Linked DNA regions of Homo sapiens: region 2 is linked to region 1. Evidence: chromatin loops called from intact Hi-C (ENCODE). Cell type or tissue: heart right ventricle. All regions are shown on one strand. Each heading gives the region's core, and the rest is flanking DNA. Links, peaks and the distances in the headings are about the cores only.

The links. Peaks named below come from ENCODE experiments on the same cell type or tissue, not always from the same donor. Only the 100,000 strongest peaks of a DNase experiment are listed, where the experiment ranks them.
Region 2: it touches region 1 in a loop (2.2-fold over the local background); 28 of 110 quality-filtered maps call a loop at or near these places.

Annotation. Positions count from the first base shown.
Region 1 is chr10:50,550,838-50,556,216 of GRCh38, reverse strand. The region is part of intron 2 of SGMS1 (sphingomyelin synthase 1); the gene reads left to right. Among named protein-coding and RNA genes, the nearest start is that of SGMS1, 70 kb to the left of the region's middle. In heart right ventricle, for the core only: CTCF peaks have their summits at 1,143 (motif pointing left) and 3,216 (motif pointing left); a DNase peak (open chromatin) is centred at 1,149; H3K27ac peaks cover 4,859 bases.
Region 2 is chr10:50,607,635-50,613,013 of GRCh38, reverse strand. All of the region lies in intron 1 of SGMS1 (sphingomyelin synthase 1), which reads left to right. Among named protein-coding and RNA genes, the nearest start is that of SGMS1, 14 kb to the left of the region's middle. In heart right ventricle, for the core only: no CTCF peak of the experiment used is centred there; a DNase peak (open chromatin) is centred at 2,413; H3K27ac peaks cover 2,397 bases.

The DNA of each region.
Region 1 (5,379 bases), core at 122-5,121:
AATGAATGAGGTTACTCTTACAGTTTTGTATGGAACAGCTAGGAGACAGGTAAGATTGGTGACCGAGAGTTGTATTAGGAGGCTGTTGTCATGGACCCCCTGGGATTTGGTAAGAATCCAAACCAAAGGGTTGGAGAAGTGAAACAGTCAAGAGACAGGGTGGGTAGGTGTGGTGGTGATGCATCTCCTTTGGGAATGGAGGAGAGGGGAAAATGAGAGCATTCTGGAATATTCCCTGTTTTTAGCCTGGCAATTAGATGGTCTTTCCGTTGAGCTAAGATAAAGAATACTGGAAAAAGACTAAGCATTTCTTTTACAAAGCAAATTGTGTGTATTAGTAGAGAACAACATATTTCTGAAATTGGTGTTTTTATGAAATATAGTTTCTCAAAGGCTCTAAGTAACCCTTGCTGAAATGCTGATTTTAGTTTGAGGTCAAGTTTCCTAAAATGTTTTAAAAGCTAGCCATGCAGGAAGGCTTTGGCCTCCAGGGAGTTTATATCTTTAGATAGAGAGATTTTTCTATATTTGGGAGCTAAACTGGAGTTTCTGAAGGTCTGAATACTTAGTTAGCTTCTCAGTACCTTGAGTCACTAACAAAATTAACATTTTAAATAGGAAGTTTACAGTTCTTCCCTCTTTTAATAAATGTTTCCTTGTATAAGAATGATCTTTGAAGCAGAGGCCTCAACCGCATTCCTTATTACACTGCTGCAGCTCTGGATGTACCCATGAAGCCCTGTAATTGGAATCTTCTGGCTGGCTCAGATAAGCAGCTTATTTGTGAGCCAGGTCCTGCCCTGTTTCTTTAAGGCCTCAAAGCAGGAAGATGGTGAACTTTATGCAATTCTGAGTTGACTCCAATCCAGATGTATTTTGGAACTAGGTAGAATATGACTGGTAAGTGAATTTTAATATTTTAATTGAGTTACTTGGATGAATTTAGAGTGATTCTAGGTATTTGCTAATAAAAAATACAGAGTTCATGTTTGTGAGGCTTTTCACTGATTACAATTCATTACTTTGTTCCAAGATAATTTTGTCTCCCTTGCTTCTCACCTGCCACGTGGGAAGCCTTGGCCTCTTTCTTGCTGAGGCTCAGGCTCCTTTGAATAGCAGAGATGAGGGCATGATGCTGGTGACACCTGCTGGCGTGACCCCATTTGGGGAGGCTCTGGCTTCTTTCCTATATGGTTAGAGGTGTCCAGGACCTCTGGGAACCCTGTCTGTTAAATGGAAAGAGTTGGCCTAGAGCCTCTCAGGCATCTCCCAGCATTGAAATTCTGTGCTCTAACTGCTTTTGGTAAAAAGAATGCAGTAGATCTGAATGTACTGATGTGGAAGGATGTCCACGACATATTGTTGAGTGAAAAAAGCAACTTGTAGAACATTTTGTGTGTCTAGAAAAAGAATACATAGTGATGTAATCTGTTAGCAATTGGGGGAGTAGAAGGGAAGGACTTTTACTTCTTAATTTATATCCCTTGGAACTAAATTTATTCACCCATATGACTTTTATAATTTTAAAAGAATAGCAACTAGAAAGCCAATCATTTTAGATGAGCTGTGGTGGGGCCAGCCCCTGAACCTTCTCGGTGCCTGCATTGGGTGGCTGCAGCCTGCTCCTGCATGCCATACTCCCTCTAGCAGCAGCTGGCTTGGGCTGAGAGGCCGCTTCCCACTTGCACTAGCAGGGAACCTTTGTTTTTTCATACCTGCCAGCTGGAACTGTCTTCCCTGCCTGGCTCCATTGACATTTGGATTTACAACTCATATTTTAAAGTTAAAATATATAGGTTGTGCTTCTTAAAAATCACTAACGTTTAAATTTTTCATTTGCTTAGGCTTGCTTTTCTGAAATTAGTAGGCCTTAATGAGGTTTTGGTGAGTTCCAGGATAGTCTTTCCCTGACTGACAGACCGGAACGGGTTTTTGTGTGTATTTACTGACAATGAGTACTGCAGTATGTAACTAATAAAGAATTAAAATACTACTTTTTCTAGGGATGTTTCAGTTTTAATAGAAGGCTCTTAAAGTTTTTAGGAATCAAAGCTCTGAGTCTCAAGCACCTCTTGACTAATGGTGATCCCATATTTTTAATTAGGCATGATGTATGGTTACTCCCAAGTCACCTGTGTAGGCTGGAGATGCTGTGGGATGTGGCAGTAGGTGACGGTTAGGTGGTGATTGTAGGTGCAGAGTGAGTTGGGTGACATGCTGGGAAGACTTTCATATATTGTACCAAGACCCTATGTGTCCCTTCTGTTTTCAGGTGCCTTGTGCCTTTCCTTTATTGGGTCTTATCTGAATAATTTCATCTGTTGCTTTGAGTATAACTAAATATTAAGATAAAAACTATCTAGTGGAGCATCAGTAGCTTATAATTTAGCAAATGGGCCTTTGTTGGCACTTTGATTTAACTAATGTAGATGACCTATGCAAGAAGAGTAACTTTAGGCTTTTCAGTGAGTGACGTGAATTTAGCACATCACATGAAGCACATGTCTTGGAGCTATTAGCTGTCATAGTTTATTGAGTCAGATACCTAAAAGCAGTGGTTCAGAGACGCAGGCATGAACTTTTCCACCTGCCTTACCTTGCTGAGGTCATTTTAAATGCCCCAAGCTAGAAATTGGGTAAAGATTTATAATTTGTCAAACTGAAAATAGAAGAATATGATGAGATGTAGCTTGGGGTGAAAGATTTTTTTGTCTTAAAAATCAGTAATACTATAATGTAATAATAGTTTTCTTTTATTGAGTTTTCATTTATTTACTGTAAAGTCAGGAAATATACTAAGTACTTTTTGTGCATGGTCTCATTAAACCCACAGAGCAACTCTATGAATATCATCCCATCTTACAGACGAAGTAGCTGAGTAACAAAGAGGCTAAACACCTTGACCAAGGTGGTATATTTAACTAATAAATGTTAAAGCTGGGATTTGAACCCCAGGGGTTAAATCCAGGTCCAGAGTGTTAACCACTGAATTATACTCTTTCCCTTAAGTGGATGATAAAACCTTGCTAACTAAGGCTAATTGTGAGCTTATTGTGGACAACATTAACGTGACTTCATTTAAGAATATTTAGTGTCGGCATAGATCACAACACCATGGCTGTGATTGGCACCGTGGTTGTTTTCATTTCTGTAGCTGCTGTAACAAATGACCACAAATGTGGTGACTTAATCAAGGCATTGGCAGGGCTGTGCTCCCTCTGCAGGTTCTAGGAGAGAATCTGATCTTTGCCTCTACCAGTTTATGGTGCCTGTCAGCCTCCCTTGATTTGTGGCTGCCCTACTCCCATCTTTGCTCTGGTGTTCACACTGCCTTCTTCTCTTCTCTTTGGTGTCAGGTCACTGTCTACCTCCCTCTTACAAGGAAGGATACCTTTGATTGCATTTAGAGCCCACCAGGATAATCCCCCCATCTCAAGGTCATTAACCTAATCACACCTGTAAAGTCCTTTTTGCCATGTAAGATAACATTCACAGATTCCAGGGATTAGGACATGGATATCTTTTGGCGGGGGACGGGGCACTATTTAGCCTACTACAGTGGCAAATATTAATAGAACTTTCAGTCCGCCTTGTAGGAGTATGCTTAACGTCAACAATTTCCTAACTGTTTTGCAGGACACAGATGTTAAAAATGTGAAAGAATTCTGTTGTCAAACAGACTTGAGAGTCATTGTGTAATATATCCCTCTTTAAGGAGATTCCCAATGCACAATGAAGGCTTTGAGAATTCCTGTGGCAATGAAAGCTGCTTAACCTTGTCAAACCCAGGATTCCTCAGACTTAGTTGATTACAAAACACTTCTTTTTAAAGGGTATGTCTACTTACATATCAAAAAATACTTGAAGATGCCTTAGGAAGCATGAGTTGAGTTACTTGTTGCCTGTTAGTCTTTTGAAGGCATAGAGTGTGTTTTAACTGACTTTTTGTTACTTAATATCTTAAACATGCTTGGAATTGATTGGACAGAATAAAACCAAGATAAATATACAAAATTAAATGATTCAGGGATAATGTGGGTTATGCCTTGCGTGCCTGTCTGAGGAGTTTGGACTTGATTCTCTAGACCAAGGATTGGCACACTGTAACTTGTGGGCCAAATCCAGCCTTCTGCCTGTTTTTATAAATAAAGTTTTATTGGAACACAGCCACATCAATTTGTTTGCATATTGCGTGTGACTGTTTTGGTGCTATAATAGCAGAGTAGGGGATAGGCTTGCAGGGCTTAAAAAATCTGAGCTTTTACACAAAAAGTTTGCCAACCCTGATATAAGTAGTGGGAAGCCATGAAAGGGTTTTGATCAGGGAGGTGGTATCTTCAGATTTGTGTGTCAGAAAGCTTACTCCAGCAGCTGTGTGGAGGATGGATCGGAGAATACAATGAACAGGGGGATGGCAGAGGGAATGGGAGGGAAGGGAACAGCAGAAAGACATTTTGGACATAGAATCTACTATAAGCCTGGGTATGGGGTATGGGAGGGAGAGGAGCCAAAGACAGTTTTGTAAAATAAGCTTTTAATTTTAGAATACTTTTAGATTTACAGAAAAGTTGCAAAGATAGTACAGAGTTCTCATATTCCCAGATCCAGTTTCCCCTACTGCTAATATCTTATATCGATATGAAACATTCCTCATAACTAATGATCCAATATTGATATCTTATTATTAACTCAAGTCATAATTTTTAAATATTTTCTTAGTTTTTACCTAGTGTCCCTTTTCTCTTCCATGATCCCATTCAGTATTCCACATTACATCTAGTTGCCATGTCTCTTTTGAGCCCTAGACGGTGACTGTTTCTCAGGCCTTGCTGGTTTTTCATGACCTTGACAGTCTTGAGGAGTACCAGTCAGGTGTTTCATAGAATGTCCCTTAATTGGGATTTGTCTGATGCTTTTCTAATGATTAGATTGGGGTTATGGGTTTTTGTGAGGAAGATCACAGAAATGAAGTGCCATTTTCATCGTATTATATCTAGAGTACATAGTACCAACATGACTGCTCACGTTGATATTGAGCTTGATCACCTGATCAAGCTGAGCTAGTGTTTGGCAGGTTTCTCCACTGTCAAGTTACTTTTGTTCACCCTTTCCATACTGTGCCCTTTGGAAGGAAGTCACTATATGTAGCCCACACAAAAGGAGTAGGGAGAAGTTACGCTTCTCCTTGTGGTTGGAATGTCTACATAAATTACTTTGAATTCTTCTGCACAGAAGGTTTGCATATTCGCTCCCATTTATTTAATCAATGATTTATTTTTTAGTATGGATTCATGGATATTTAATTTATGCTTCAGGTTATAATGCAATACTACATTATTTATTTGGTTGGTCAAGTTGTTCCAGCTTTGGCCTTCGGGA
Region 2 (5,379 bases), core at 281-5,280, 57 kb before region 1:
TTCAAAACTACTTGGGGAGTTACAAGAGTACTTAAGAGTTTACTTTCTTTGTTTTTAAAAAACGTGGCTATGAGGTCAGGAATTCGAGATCAGCCTGGCCAGCATGGTGAAACCCCATCTCTACTAAAAATACAAGAATTAGCCTGGCATGGAGGCGCACGCCTGTAATCCTAGCTACTCAGGAGCCCGAGGCAGGAGAATTGCTTGAATCCACGAAGCAGAGGCTGCAGTGAGCCGCGATCACGCCACTGCACTCCAGCCTGGGCGACAGAGCGAGGCTCTGTCTCAGAACAACAACAACAACAACAAACAACAAAGTGGCTAAATGTTAGCTGTCTGCTAGGAATGTAAAACCTGGAGAAGATTAACGACTTTCTATCTTTAAGATAAATCAACTTTTAAAAGAAAGACTCTATTAAAAACAAAGTTTTATTTTATTTTCCCTGAATTTTTGGCTAAGTGTGAAATTCCCCTTTCATTTGTGTTTTCAGTGGTTCCAGTTCCTTGTTTTCTTTTTTCTCCCCTCCACTCCTCCTTTTCGCCAGCTGCTTATTATTCATTAACAAAAGAAGCTGATTTCAGCACTACCTTCCCCAGTCCTATTTAATTTCATGTCCAGACCACTTTATAGAAATAGCAATAAGCTGTTTGCATTTCCCAGGTTGTAATGGATATTCCTTCTGGCAGGCTGTCTCCATTAAGGGAGCAAAATGTGGATGTTCAGTCTTCTAAAAGTTTCATGCAGGTATTCTATGTGAATCCATGAAGACGGGATGTTATAACAAATCTCAGGTTAAGGGGTGGAGGATCCTCAGCTAAGCTTGGCAGGTGGAAGATGCTTAAATTTGGAAGGGAGTTCCCAATAGTCACAGATGGAGATGGAGGGATTGAAGAAAAAAGCCCTGGGGCAGGATGGTAGAGAACAAACCTCAAGAAAACTATCTCCTAAGGAAGTGGTGGGGAGGGCTAGCTGAAGTGGTACCCACCCCACTGGCAGGGGGCTGGGTGAAAGCAGCAGAGGCAGGAGAAATCAGGACTGGGAGGGAGATAGGGTGGGAAGGCAGGCTTTGCCCACAGCTTCTTTCCCCCTAACAGACACAGGCTGACAGTTTAGGCAGGAGTTGGAAAAGGGGATGGGGGGTGCCAGTGTGTCTGAGGCCAACAGAGAAGAGGAATGTTTTACTCCTGAGGAAACCAGGAGGGGAGAGGGAAGGGTGGAGGAAAGGCAGGGGGCAGCGGCAGGGATGAAGGTGCACAGGCAGGTGGAGGATGACTGGAGAGCAGAGATGCTTGGGATGCTGGAGAAAAGGCCATGGGACCAGAAGAGGATTGTGAAAGAAACAGTCTGTATAGAGGACCCACGGCCTTCAGCCCAAGTCAGGCTGTCCTGGTCATCTGAGACAGAGGCAGAGTAGGTGAGGGCAGTGAGGAAAGATGCTGCTGGCTGTCCAAGCACACTGGTGAGGTAGTAATGCAATTTCTGAGCCATTTGTAAGATGTCAGGACACCCAGGGTCTTCTAGATAACAGGAACTGGGAAGGCAAGGACCCAGGGGCCCTGATTTTGAAAGCCAGCTGAGGAGTGATGAAGAACAGTGGGCTTGGGTTTAAATCCTTTTGGGGCAGTGGCTTTCTCATGTGAAATGGGGATAATAACCACTCTGTCACAAGTGTCGTGGTGTGAAGACCCTTGGCGTGTGTCCACAGTAGTACAGGGTTGCATTCTGCAGTTGTTGAGGTGGCCTTGGGATGTGGCAGCAGAGGGTGACCCTGAGATTTCCTGTAAGAGAGAGTGCGTGTTGATTCCCTTTCCTCTCCTGGGTGGCGTGTTGACCATTCATTTGACTAGATGGACCATAAGTGAGATGGGCTATTGCACAGGCACTATCTGTACCCAGTTTTCTGGCCGTGTGTTGTCGAGATTTTCACCACGTGGACTGCATAGTCCCTTCCTCTGTGTTTCTACCTGATCTTATCCCAGAGCCTGTCCCTATTATTCCCCTGGCTATTAGTTCACTCTACACACCCCCAGACCCAAGTACACAGAATGTCCCCTGTATGCCATTGCTTTTTGTGGAAGCCTTTGTAGATGGCCTCCATCTCTAGCCTGAGCCTTCAGAATTGTGGAGACTGGCAGCTTTGACGTTGAACGAGGCCAGGATACAGGTGTGAACAAAGCAAAGTCTCAGCTCGTATGGAGTTTTCTTGGTAAGGGTCAGACCGACAATAATCAAATAAGCAAATATATAGCATGTCGGGTTGTCAGGAGGCAAAACCTCACCTGTGCCTCAGAATGTCTCTGCCACCTGTTCACAAGGTTGGTAATTTAACATTTGCTTTACTGCTGTGGTCCATGTAGTGACAACTAAGTTACTTTGAAAGGCTCTACAAAGTTCCAAGCAGTTGGCTGGGCAGTGTTCCAGGTTTCCATAGGGGCCTCAGCATGGCCGGCTTTCCCTCTCACTTTGATTTTAGAAACAGGCAGGATTGTGAGAACGCTCTCAGGAGTTTCTCAAGCCTCATTTTGCTCATTCGTTTCAAGGCCCTATGTGTGGCCCACAGGTTCTTATTGGGGGTCCCTGGATGGGTTTCCTGAAGCCACCATGTATTTAAGTGTATTTTGGGGGACAGTGCATCTAAAACTCTCATTAAATTCACCAGGAAGGTATTTAAAAGGCCCATTTTTTATGAAAGTGGATAAAAAGTGAAAATTATGCCATGGAAAGTTCCTTCATATTTCTATCTTTCTCTTTTTAGAGGAACTAATGGGAAGTGACTAGGTAAAAGGGGGTGAGGCAGACACACACTGACAGCCTTGTTGTAGTTCTGTGCGGCTTGACGTTTCTGTGTCTTACGGGTGGGATGGGAAACAAAATGATACCGCTGGCATCACTGGAAGACCATTTGACTTAGTGGAAGCAAAGGCGGGGAGGTGCGTATGATGCTACAATGTGTTTCTGTCTTCCACTGAGCAAGAAGAGGAGGTTGAGCCATTGGGAGGAGCACAGAGGCCCCTTGGAGCAGTTGCTGCTTCTCAGATTTCTGTGTCTGATGGGTACTGAAGATAGGTCTGGAGCTTTGGCTGCTGATGCCAAAGGCACCTGTTTTAGGAGATTGCTCTGCTTGAGAAGTCCATAGTAGCTTACCTAAATAGTAAAGTTCATGACTACTGCCTTCAAGATAAGGGTCTAGAGGGTAGCTTTGAAGAGTGAGACCGTAGATGCTCACACACTCTTTGACCCAGCAATTCTACTTTTAGGGGCTTATTTTAAGAAATAATCAAGGTCATTATTCATCCCAGAGCTCTTTATCATAGTGAAAAGTTGGAAATGTAATATTAAAATATAGGGGATTGGTTAAACAAATTATGTATATCCACACAATGGAATACTAGGTAACTGTTGAGAATAGTCATAAAGAAAGTTGTTCTGAAAGCATTGTTATGTGCAAAAAGGTATGTAATGCCTTTGTAAAAAAAAAAAAAAAAAAAAAACTATTGAGAAGGTACTGGTTGGGCCCTACTATGGGCCAGGTACCCTGTGGAGTACTGGTGACACAGTGATGAACTAGACAGATATGTCCTCAACAGGTCTTAGTCTACCAAGGCAAGAGTCAGGTCATACTGACTCTGTCATTAAAAAATTCTGTAAATAATCCATGGGTTCTGCAACCACAGATTCAATCACATAGATTGAAAATATTTGGGGAAAAAGCCAAAAAATAACAATGCAATAAAAAAAATACCCCCAGGCATGGTGGCTCATGTCTGTAATCCCAGCACTTTGGGAGGCTGAGGCTGGTGGATCACTTGAGTCTGGGAGTTCGAGACCAGCCTAGGCAATGTGGCAAAATCTGTCTCTACAAAAATTAGACGTGGTGGCATACACCTGTAGTCCCAGATACCAGGGAGACTGAGGTGGGAGGATCGCTTGAGCCTGGGAGGTTGAGGCTTCAGTGAGCAGAGGTTGCACCTCTGTACTCCAAACTGGGCGACAGAGTGAGACCCTGTGTCAAAAAAACAAAAAACAAAAAATTATAGCATAACAACTATTTACCCAGCATTTACATTGTATTATGTATTATACATTATCTAGAGATGACTTAAAGGATACAGGAGGATTTGTGTAGGTTATATGCAAATATCATGCCATCTTATATGATGGACTTGAGCATCCACGGAATTTGGTGTCCCTGGAGGTCCTGGAACCAATCTCCTGAGTTACTGAGGGGTGATTGTATTCATAGGAAGTCTACAAAAAGAATGTCTCCTTCACAGGCAATTTTGCCACCTGTATAGTCATATCAGGTGTGTTTCTCTGTACTTGTTATTAGGCTACATCTTTGACTTGAAATTACTGATTTTTTAAAAAGCTTTAAGTAATAAAGATATCACACTGATTAAATTTCGATGATAATACTATCTTCCTTGAAACTCTCTTTTCTCTCCCAGCACTGTGGGAGGCTGAGGTGTAAGGGTGGGGTGGCTTCAGCACAGTGTTTGAGGAGTGGGCACTGAGTAGCGTCCCCTGAAATCTTGTGGTGTACAGCCTGTGCTGACCGCCCAAGGCTGCTCTGCACTAGCCTTTTAGCCAGATGGGTTTTCTTTCAAGGACAACTTTTCTTTTTCTTATTTCTCTTCCTCCTCTTCTCTTACCCTTTTCCTTCTCTTTCCCCTCTTGCTCTTCCTCCTTTATTTAGAAAATGTATAAGTTAAAATAATAGTAATAACCCTATTACACATAGATAACTGCTGTTATCATTTTGGTGTATATCTCTCTGATCTATTTTCTATAAATATTAGATGTTCACCAAATGCACATTTTGATCAAATGCTGAAAGGTGGAATGCTGAAAGGAATAGTATTGCCAAAGCTAAATCTTGCTGTCCTAGAATGGACTTCTGGGATACAAGTACAAGTTTGACATTTTATAAACATTATTACAGTTTTGTTATTAAAATAGAATTTGGCATTGTGGTACAGGGACTTGATTTCTTAGCATATACGATCAGTGCTGTTAATGTTTGTGATACTGGGTGGATGTTGACTTTGATCTGAGTTGGAGGAGGGAGGAGCAAGGCCTTTACTTATTTGTTTAGTTTGTTTTTATATTATTATTTTTGCTGGCTCTGTCCATGTAATACAATATGAGTGGTAGTTTCTTTCCAACTTATTAATCTTTTGTCATATAACTGACTTGTCTTCTCTGTGACTCCTGGACCTGAAGATTTTCTTGGCAATGATGATGTGGTTTCATTTTAGTATTTCCTAACCCCAGCTTTGTGCACTGTTTGAAGGAGAATATATCTGGATAATCTCAGAAGCAGAAGTGAAATTGTTGTCCTTCTACACATTTTTCCCTGATATTTTTGTACTCACTTG